3 separate regions of the Homo sapiens genome follow, and all the other regions are linked to region 3. A link is a loop called in an ENCODE intact Hi-C map of the cell type or tissue named here. Cell type or tissue: PC-3. All regions are shown on one strand.

Region 1 (2,500 bases), 290 kb after region 3:
TTTACAGTAACATGCAACTACCTGGCCTTTGGAACACCAACTGTATAGGATTGGGAATAATACTGGAAATGTCCCTTTGTTCACTGCAATGTGAAATAATTCCATCTCAGTGTTTGCTCAGTAACCACATGCATTTTTGTTTTTGCCTTTTTGTCTCTTCATTTTAATATTTACTATGTGTAAAACTTCTGTATTCTGCACTGTGGCAGGGAGGTGTTCTGCAGACGGGAGGAAAAGGATGTAATTCCTAGCTAATATAAATCTTCACACTTGCATGGAACTTTAGAACTGACAAACTGTTTTTCCACATGAGTGAACTTCTCTGAGTCTCAGAATGCTCAACCTAATGAGGGAGATAGGACAGGAATGAGTATGCCGTTTTACAGGAATGAAACTGAGACTCAGAGATATTGTGATGTATCCAAATCCATCAGACCTAGAAAAGTGAAAGACCCGGATGGTCACATCCCTAATCCAACCTGCTTATCACCATTCATGGCTATAATGAAAATTTTTCACTAAGTAATTTCTCCCTTTGAAGATTTTCTGTAATTCTTAGTTGCACACTAGTTTTACAACAATCCAAGTCAAGGAGAAATCTGTGTGTTAAAGGACTTTTTTCTTTGATGTGCCTTTACTCTCCGTGGAATGCACCCAACAGTGAGTTTTCCCCTGCACTGAATAGCTCCTTTTATTTAGTGAGATGGTACCTCATAGAGAGGGAGACTTCTCAAAGCACCTAACAGATTGGGGCTTCCTAAACCACATCTTGAGGGACAAGAAACACTGCCCTCCCTGGCTGGTGGTAAAGCTTCAACAAGCCCAGGTGGCTTTTCTCTTGGGCTCCCATATTTCCGCTCTTTACTCTGCCAAAGTCCACATTCCTTTCCCTGTCACCACACACAGTTTGACCCCAGGCCAGGGTGGCAGCTTCCTCGGTCCCTTTGAGGCCACAGCCAGTGCTGCTCTGTAGACTTATTGGCAGTGGGCATCTGGGGACAGCTGCTGCCCAAGCCCTCCTGCAGCAGCCCATGCACCTTGCCTCACAATTGGCCTTGTGTTCTCCCAGGCTCCTGGGAGGAAGACCCATCCTGCTCAGCCCAGGCCTCCCACCAAGTGTGTTACTTGGGGCCCTCCACCAAAACAGGATGGCGGTTGAGTGTTGAGATTACCTGACCACTATTACCTCTTCCTTGTCTCCCAACAGCTTAATTCAGCCAAAGGTGTCAGGACCTCATCCCTGAGAGATTTGGGTTGTTGTTTTGTTTTCTTTTGTTTCCCAGAACAGGAAAAACATGAATATTTTCTTTTTTTTTTCCTGTGCTTCTTTGAAAAGACATGAGGGGTGAGCCCCGTGTGAAAAGATATTTTTGCATCTAGTTTGGGGGGAAAAAAGCCTTTCCCCAAATGTCTGAGAACCTTTTCATTATAAAATCCTGTGATGAAACACTAACGAGGAAGAAGGATGCCATCAGCAGCAGGGCCAGAGTACAACAGCACCGTCTACTGGACAAAGGCTGAGTTCATTGATGGTGTTCCATGCAATGGCCATGAAGAAAATATGGCTAACACTCTGGGGCTAGGGTGCAGGGAGAAAAGCATGAAAGAGGACCTGGACTTTTCTAAATGCAGTAAATCTGTGAGAGGCAACTGCTTTGTGGGACTGTTCACAAAACAAATTCCAGGCCTTGAGAGTTGCTCTTTAAAAAAATTTCTAAAAATTTATCCCCTATACACCCATGCAACCCCCATCCATCTACTGTCATTTTTATGAGGCTGCCCCCACCATCAACACTTATTAAACACCCTCTCACCTTGACACCCACACATTCATTCCTTTATTCATTCATTCAGCGCCAGGCCCTGCGCTAGGCATTCAAGGTGTAATAAGAAGTAAGCCCTAGCATCCTTGAGCCATTCTGTAGGCATCCAGGACTGGGCCTAGGCAGGAATTCCTGTTCCAAGTCTTTCTTTATCAACTTCCTTTCAGTTTTGTTCTTACTTTCAGTTCCCCTCTGAGCCCTGCTCTCTGCTAAGAGATAAGTGGGATATTGGGGTATCCATGTAAATTAGCCAAGCTCCTATATTAACCAGGTAAAATGTTTCTTATCCCATGTAAATTCAAACTCTTAAATCCTTAAGATGGCTATTCAAGGATGATCCTAATGTTAAGATCTTTAGCCAATTTGACAGATACATGGAGGTCAAAGAGGAATGGGGTGTTGATGTATGTCCCTTAATCAGTCATTATAGTTGGTAGCTGCCTTTTTAATACATACAAATGGCCAGCTCTGGCCAACAGGTTAAAACACAATGAAAGCTTGAATTTTCTTAGGCATAATTATTTGGTATGAATGTATCTTTTTTATTTTCCATCATTAATGAATTTTTAAAATGTATAGCCAAGCCTTTAAAATCAAGTAGGCCACAGTAATATCACCAGGAAGAGAAAATAAATAATATTATTAAGGAACCAAGAGACCTCTCTGTAGCTGTTGGG
Region 2 (2,500 bases), 630 kb after region 3:
TAAAGTTGAAGGACAATAATATTTATGTTAAAAAAAAATCCAAGTAGCTGAATTAGCAACTCAGTAATTTTGCTAGACTGGCAAAAAGGAACAATGCATGTGGCATAGTTTTTAAAACATAAATTTTTATAGCATAATTTAAAAACAGTATTTATTACTGGCTGATTTTTAAAATAAATGGGTATTTTCACTTGCTGTAAATGTGACATGTTAAAATCTATTTTTAAAAAAATACTGAGTTTGATATTCATGTTTAAAGTTGGAGACTGTTGTAAAAGTCTGCCTCTGAATTTGATATCTTAGACAAGGAATATTTACCTTGGTACAAATCAAATGGATGAGAGATCTAAACATAAAATAGTCAACAGAATCGTCTTTTGTGGATTCAAAATAGAAACGGTACAAGTAGCAAACACTGACAAATAGCCCTTTTTAAAAGCCCAATCTAAAAATCGACGTCCACAAAAGCTTTCTTTTCCAAGTATTTGCCTATAAAGTTATTTCAACACGGCTCTGACAAATGCCTGTGTGTCCTGTCCCATAGGGAAAGGTGTGAACGCATAACGTTTTGCTCTTTGCAAAAAAGGGTCGTTAATTGTCCGAGAGCAGCCACCGTTTAGGGATGAAGGGAGATTAAGTGATTTTTGGCCAATGCATCTGCCAATTCCCTTCAGGGTAGTCAAGAATGGGGGCCGGCAGCCCTGCTGCAGTTGGAAGGTCTGTCCAAAAAAGGCCGTTTTGGAGAAAGAGGGAGAGACTGCGAGTGGCCGACTGCGCCCCCCTCCCAGCCCTCCGGCCCGGGCGCCTGAGCCGCCGCTCACCTCGGTGTCATTGTTGAGGTTCCAGAGGTCCAAGCGCCCCATCCCGTCCACGCAGGCAAAAAGCGCAGGATGCACGGGGGACCACATGACATCGTACACATAGTCTGCATTGTCTTCAAAGGAGTAGAGCGGCTTGTTGTGCTGTAAAGCAGAGAGACCGTGAAGACTTTGTGGCGCTGCTGCTGCCTCGGGCTGTCTAGAGAGCCTAATTAAAAACTTTGCACATTCACAAAGTGTCATAAAACTTCCCGAGATGAAAGTCCTCGAGAAGGTGAACCGGAGCTTTAATGTGACTAGAACTGTCCAGTGGCATAAATAAATACCGGGGGGAGAGGGGGCCTCTCAAGGGGCTGGTGGCTGGGACCGGGGGTGGGGAGGCGGTTTCAGACAACAGAGTTGTATGAGACATTCCAGACAGGTGGACCGGACTTTCCATTAGTTCGGAATTCTCGCCCGGCAACGCTTTGCGAGATGCTCGGAGCCTAAACCCAACCGTGGTCGGCCCGGCTCAGACCCGCGGGGATGTTCTGAAGCCCCGGCGGTCCCGACCGCCCCGAACCCTTTCATTGAAGGCAACCCCTGCCACCTCGTGGTCCTCGTCTGTAGCTGCAACAGCTGCTGCTACCTCCAGTCCAACTCTAGGCCAAATTCACATTTTAAGGGTTCTTTTGCAGAGAGGAATGCGTGCAAATATTTTAAAGAGGATTACTGCTCTTCCAGGAGGTAATCATTTCGCGATCCTACGCCTTTAGTCTCTCTGCATAGGGTCAGCTCACCCCAATCAGTTGAACTGGTGTGGCTCATTGAAGTGCCCCTGAACCTCTGTACAAAATGAACAGTATTCCTAGATCACCCAGTGTTTTCAAAACCCCCAAAATTGACTTTTGGGTGTTGGGGTGTGTGTGTGGAAATGCGTTAACATACCCCTAGTGCATACAAATGCTTCCACTCCAGAGGGATACAATAAATTAAAATGGCACTCTTGATTTCCAGTGAATATTGTCACATCAAAATAGCACAGAAGTCAGAGGCAAGTTTGAAAGTACACCAGAAATAAAACGTAATTGGACTTCATGAATTATTCATTCCATCTGGCTTGTCTTATTCTAATTTCTGCATAATGGCTTTACTAATCCCTGATCAATTAATGTAAAATGAAATTTAAATGATAATGAAAGCCCTAGAGATAAAAGAAATTAAGTATTCTTATATCCTCTGACAGAAATCTAAACAATGGGAGTTTTTTTCCCCAATGTCTTCTTCATCCAGTCAGCTGTCTGTACTCTCTTCATGGGTTCCACTGAATGCCTGTACAGGCCAGAGTAATAAGATCAAGAAAAGATAACATGCAATATGAACAATCAAATCCTATCTGCACAGAATGTTTAAAGAATGTATCTGTAGGGAATCGGCTCCAAATATTAGAGTGATTTCTCCAAGTGAACTGTTAATATAAAATGCACAAAATATCTCTGCTGAAATGAAAGTGAGAAAAATCAGTGTGAAAACAATAAAACTGTAACCTAAATATCACACAAAAATGTAGTGTAGTAACTGTGAGTTCTCTTTCTATGGACTGTATTTCTTTGACATTTAAAAATCACCGCTTAGAACTGAAGAAACTTTTTTTTTTTTTTTTTTTTTTTTGAGACGGAGTCTCGCTCTGTCGCCCAGGCTGG
Region 3 (2,500 bases):
CTGAAATAAGAAGTTATTTAAGTTTCAGCATTCTGGATTTCACAAACCAGTACAATGGAAGAAAGGGCAGGGGTGGTGGAACTTGACGTAAGATTGTTGATTTTTAAATCAACAATCTCTCTTTAAATTGAATATAGTTTTAGGGGGAAAAAATCACCATATTGCTGTTGATTTTTTTCTTTTGCTAAGGATTGATACAAACTTCATCATATATCAAATGAAATAAATAATAGGTCCAGGAACTAAAATTTGGGTTTTCTGATTCCTTGGCAAAATCTTTTTTTTTTTACCTTCTTTAAAAAATTATTTTAATTGACAAATAAAAATTGCCTATATTTGGGAGCACATGTTTTAAAATACAAATACATTGTATAATGACTAAATCACACTAAATAAGATATGCATTACCTGACATAATTTTTTTGGTAGTGAGATACCATTATTTTCAGTAATCTATATAAATCAAATAGTATAAGAGATACATTTTTTAAAAATTTCATCTAATTGTAGTTCTTGGCCAAGTTTGTTCTACATTTAGTTATTCAATTTTCTGTATTCCCAAACACTCTGTTCATTTCTCACTAATATTAAGATGCAGATTCAAGTGGATTACTGTGTTTCATTGTGATTTATCTGTTTACATGTCTCTGAGCAGCATATAAGCTCCTTGAAGAAAGGGACCTTGTCTATACATGTTTGATGCACAGCTCCTGGTAAGCGGTATGACCTTACATTGTTGAATAAAGGAATGGCATTTATAGATATAATCTGGAACATGTATCAACATTTACAATAATACTCAATTTGTGTACGTATATTCCATAATATTCATCCATATACATCCATATATTATATATAGAGTTCCATGAAGTTCACTACTGTATTCAAAATGATATTCAAATGCTATTCAAACAATTCTAAATGATATATTTTGAACACCATAAAATGTTACACAAATCCATAAATAGCATTACTGTATAATAACCTGTAAACCAGAGTTACTACACACACATACACACCACACAAATTCTATTTAAAAAGCTATTTTACCACAAAGTAATTCTAAGACCTTATAAACACTGCCTAATGGAAAAGTCTGGAGATTGGAGCCAGGCAAAAAAATCTGCATTTCGGTTGTCTAGAACTACCTGAGTGACTTCGGCTGCTTCCTACCGAACCTGAATTTTCTGTGATGTGGAGACATTTAATACCACCTTTAGGGAACTGGCTTAAGGACTGGAGGTAATAACGTATGTGAAGGGCTGATGAATGTTTGCAGTCACACTGTAGTCTCTCTAGAGTTCCTTCCTCGGTTGCAAACTAAGGGTTTTTTTGTTTGTTTGTTTTACACATTATGAGTCTCTTATAGTCAGGAAAACTACACGGATCTCAACTTTGGCAATACAGAGAGTCCGAATAACAAGGTAGAGACCAAAAAAAAAAAAAAAAAAAAATCACCTCTACAACTCGGAAAAAGCGCTAACCCCGCAGGAAGCGCTGGGCCGACCTCCAGTATCCCAGCATTCCTCGCGCTGCTCCCGTATTCTTTCCCCAAGTCTCTATGGTAGCGTCAGCGTCGGAGGCGGTAGTGACGGTGGCGTTTCCTTGAGGAAGAGTGAGGGTTCCAACTTTTCTGCTTATCTGGGAGGTGTTGGGCGCGGACAGTCGAGATGTCAGAGAAAAAGCAGCCGGTAGACTTAGGTCTGTTAGAGGAAGACGACGAGTTTGAAGAGTTCCCTGCCGAAGGTAACCGCTGGGCCCCGGTTTCTGTGTCGCGCGAACGGTGACTCAGGCCTCCGTGTGGAGGTAGCTTGGGTGCTCGGGCCCAGCTGGGGGCACCGGCGGGAAGTTTGGACTCCCAGGGCCGGCACTCGAGGCGCTAACGCTCACCCCTCAGTGGCGCCCCAGATTCGGGTTTGGGGTGTTGCGCTGGGACTCACTGGTGAGGCCCAATGGCTTCGGCTTCCTCACTGGGAGGAGCCACCGTGAGTCTGGACCCATAGCCCCGCGTCTGTGATGGTTGGTCCATTTACTGTTCACCTGGGTTACTCACCACTTAAACTTAGTTCAAGTCTACATAACCTCCTTTTCTTTTTGTTTTAGCAGTCTTTCTTTGTCTTTAAACCTTTCCAGAATTGAATTGTCAGTAGTTACGCCAATGCTGCTTAACTTTTAGGATGTTACAAATGAAGCCTCATTAAGTAGGATAGGAGGGTAAGATACGGGGTGCTTAATACACATTATTGCCTCATTCCTGTTCCTCACCATTTTGATCACTTAACTGTGACCTAACTTAATGCTTTATAAGACCCTAAAACTTGCCGGGTGTGGTGGCTCACGCCTGTAATCGCAGCAGTTTGGGAGGAAGAGGCAGGAGGATCACATAAGGTCAGGAGTTCAAGACCAGCCTGGGCAACATAGCGAGACCCTGTCCCTACAAAAATAAAATATTTTTTTAAAAGAACCTAAACCTTACACATTTTTTTTTTTAGCTTCAAAA

What was found. Peaks named below come from ENCODE experiments on the same cell type or tissue, not always from the same donor. Only the 100,000 strongest peaks of a DNase experiment are listed, where the experiment ranks them.
Region 1: it touches region 3 in a loop (3-fold over the local background); 11 of 110 quality-filtered maps call a loop at or near these places.
Region 2: it touches region 3 in a loop (4-fold over the local background); 6 of 110 quality-filtered maps call a loop at or near these places.

What each region holds. Positions count from the first base shown.
Region 1 is chr7:96,414,119-96,416,618 of GRCh38, reverse strand. All of the region lies in intron 3 of LOC105375410 (a long non-coding RNA gene), which reads right to left. Among named protein-coding and RNA genes, the nearest start is that of SLC25A13, 93 kb to the right of the region's middle. In PC-3, a CTCF peak has its summit at 1,505 (motif pointing left); a DNase peak (open chromatin) is centred at 1,498.
Region 2 is chr7:96,074,519-96,077,018 of GRCh38, reverse strand. It overlaps DYNC1I1 (dynein cytoplasmic 1 intermediate chain 1), which reads right to left. Exons shown (of 17, transcript NM_001135556.2): 15 at 822-962. Among named protein-coding and RNA genes, the nearest start is that of MIR591, 140 kb to the left of the region's middle. RefSeq lists enhancers at 822-995, 975-1,242, 635-1,242. In PC-3, CTCF peaks have their summits at 1,192 and 1,405 (motif pointing left); no DNase peak of the experiment used is centred here; H3K4me3 peaks cover 1,450 bases.
Region 3 is chr7:96,708,934-96,711,433 of GRCh38, reverse strand. SEM1 (SEM1 26S proteasome subunit) reads left to right here and starts at 1,588. Exons shown (of 3, transcript NM_006304.2): 1 at 1,588-1,746. The coding sequence starts at 1,671. RefSeq lists enhancers at 1,314-1,403, 1,574-1,773. In PC-3, no CTCF peak of the experiment used is centred here; a DNase peak (open chromatin) is centred at 1,543; H3K4me3 peaks cover 1,574 bases; H3K27ac peaks cover 1,344 bases.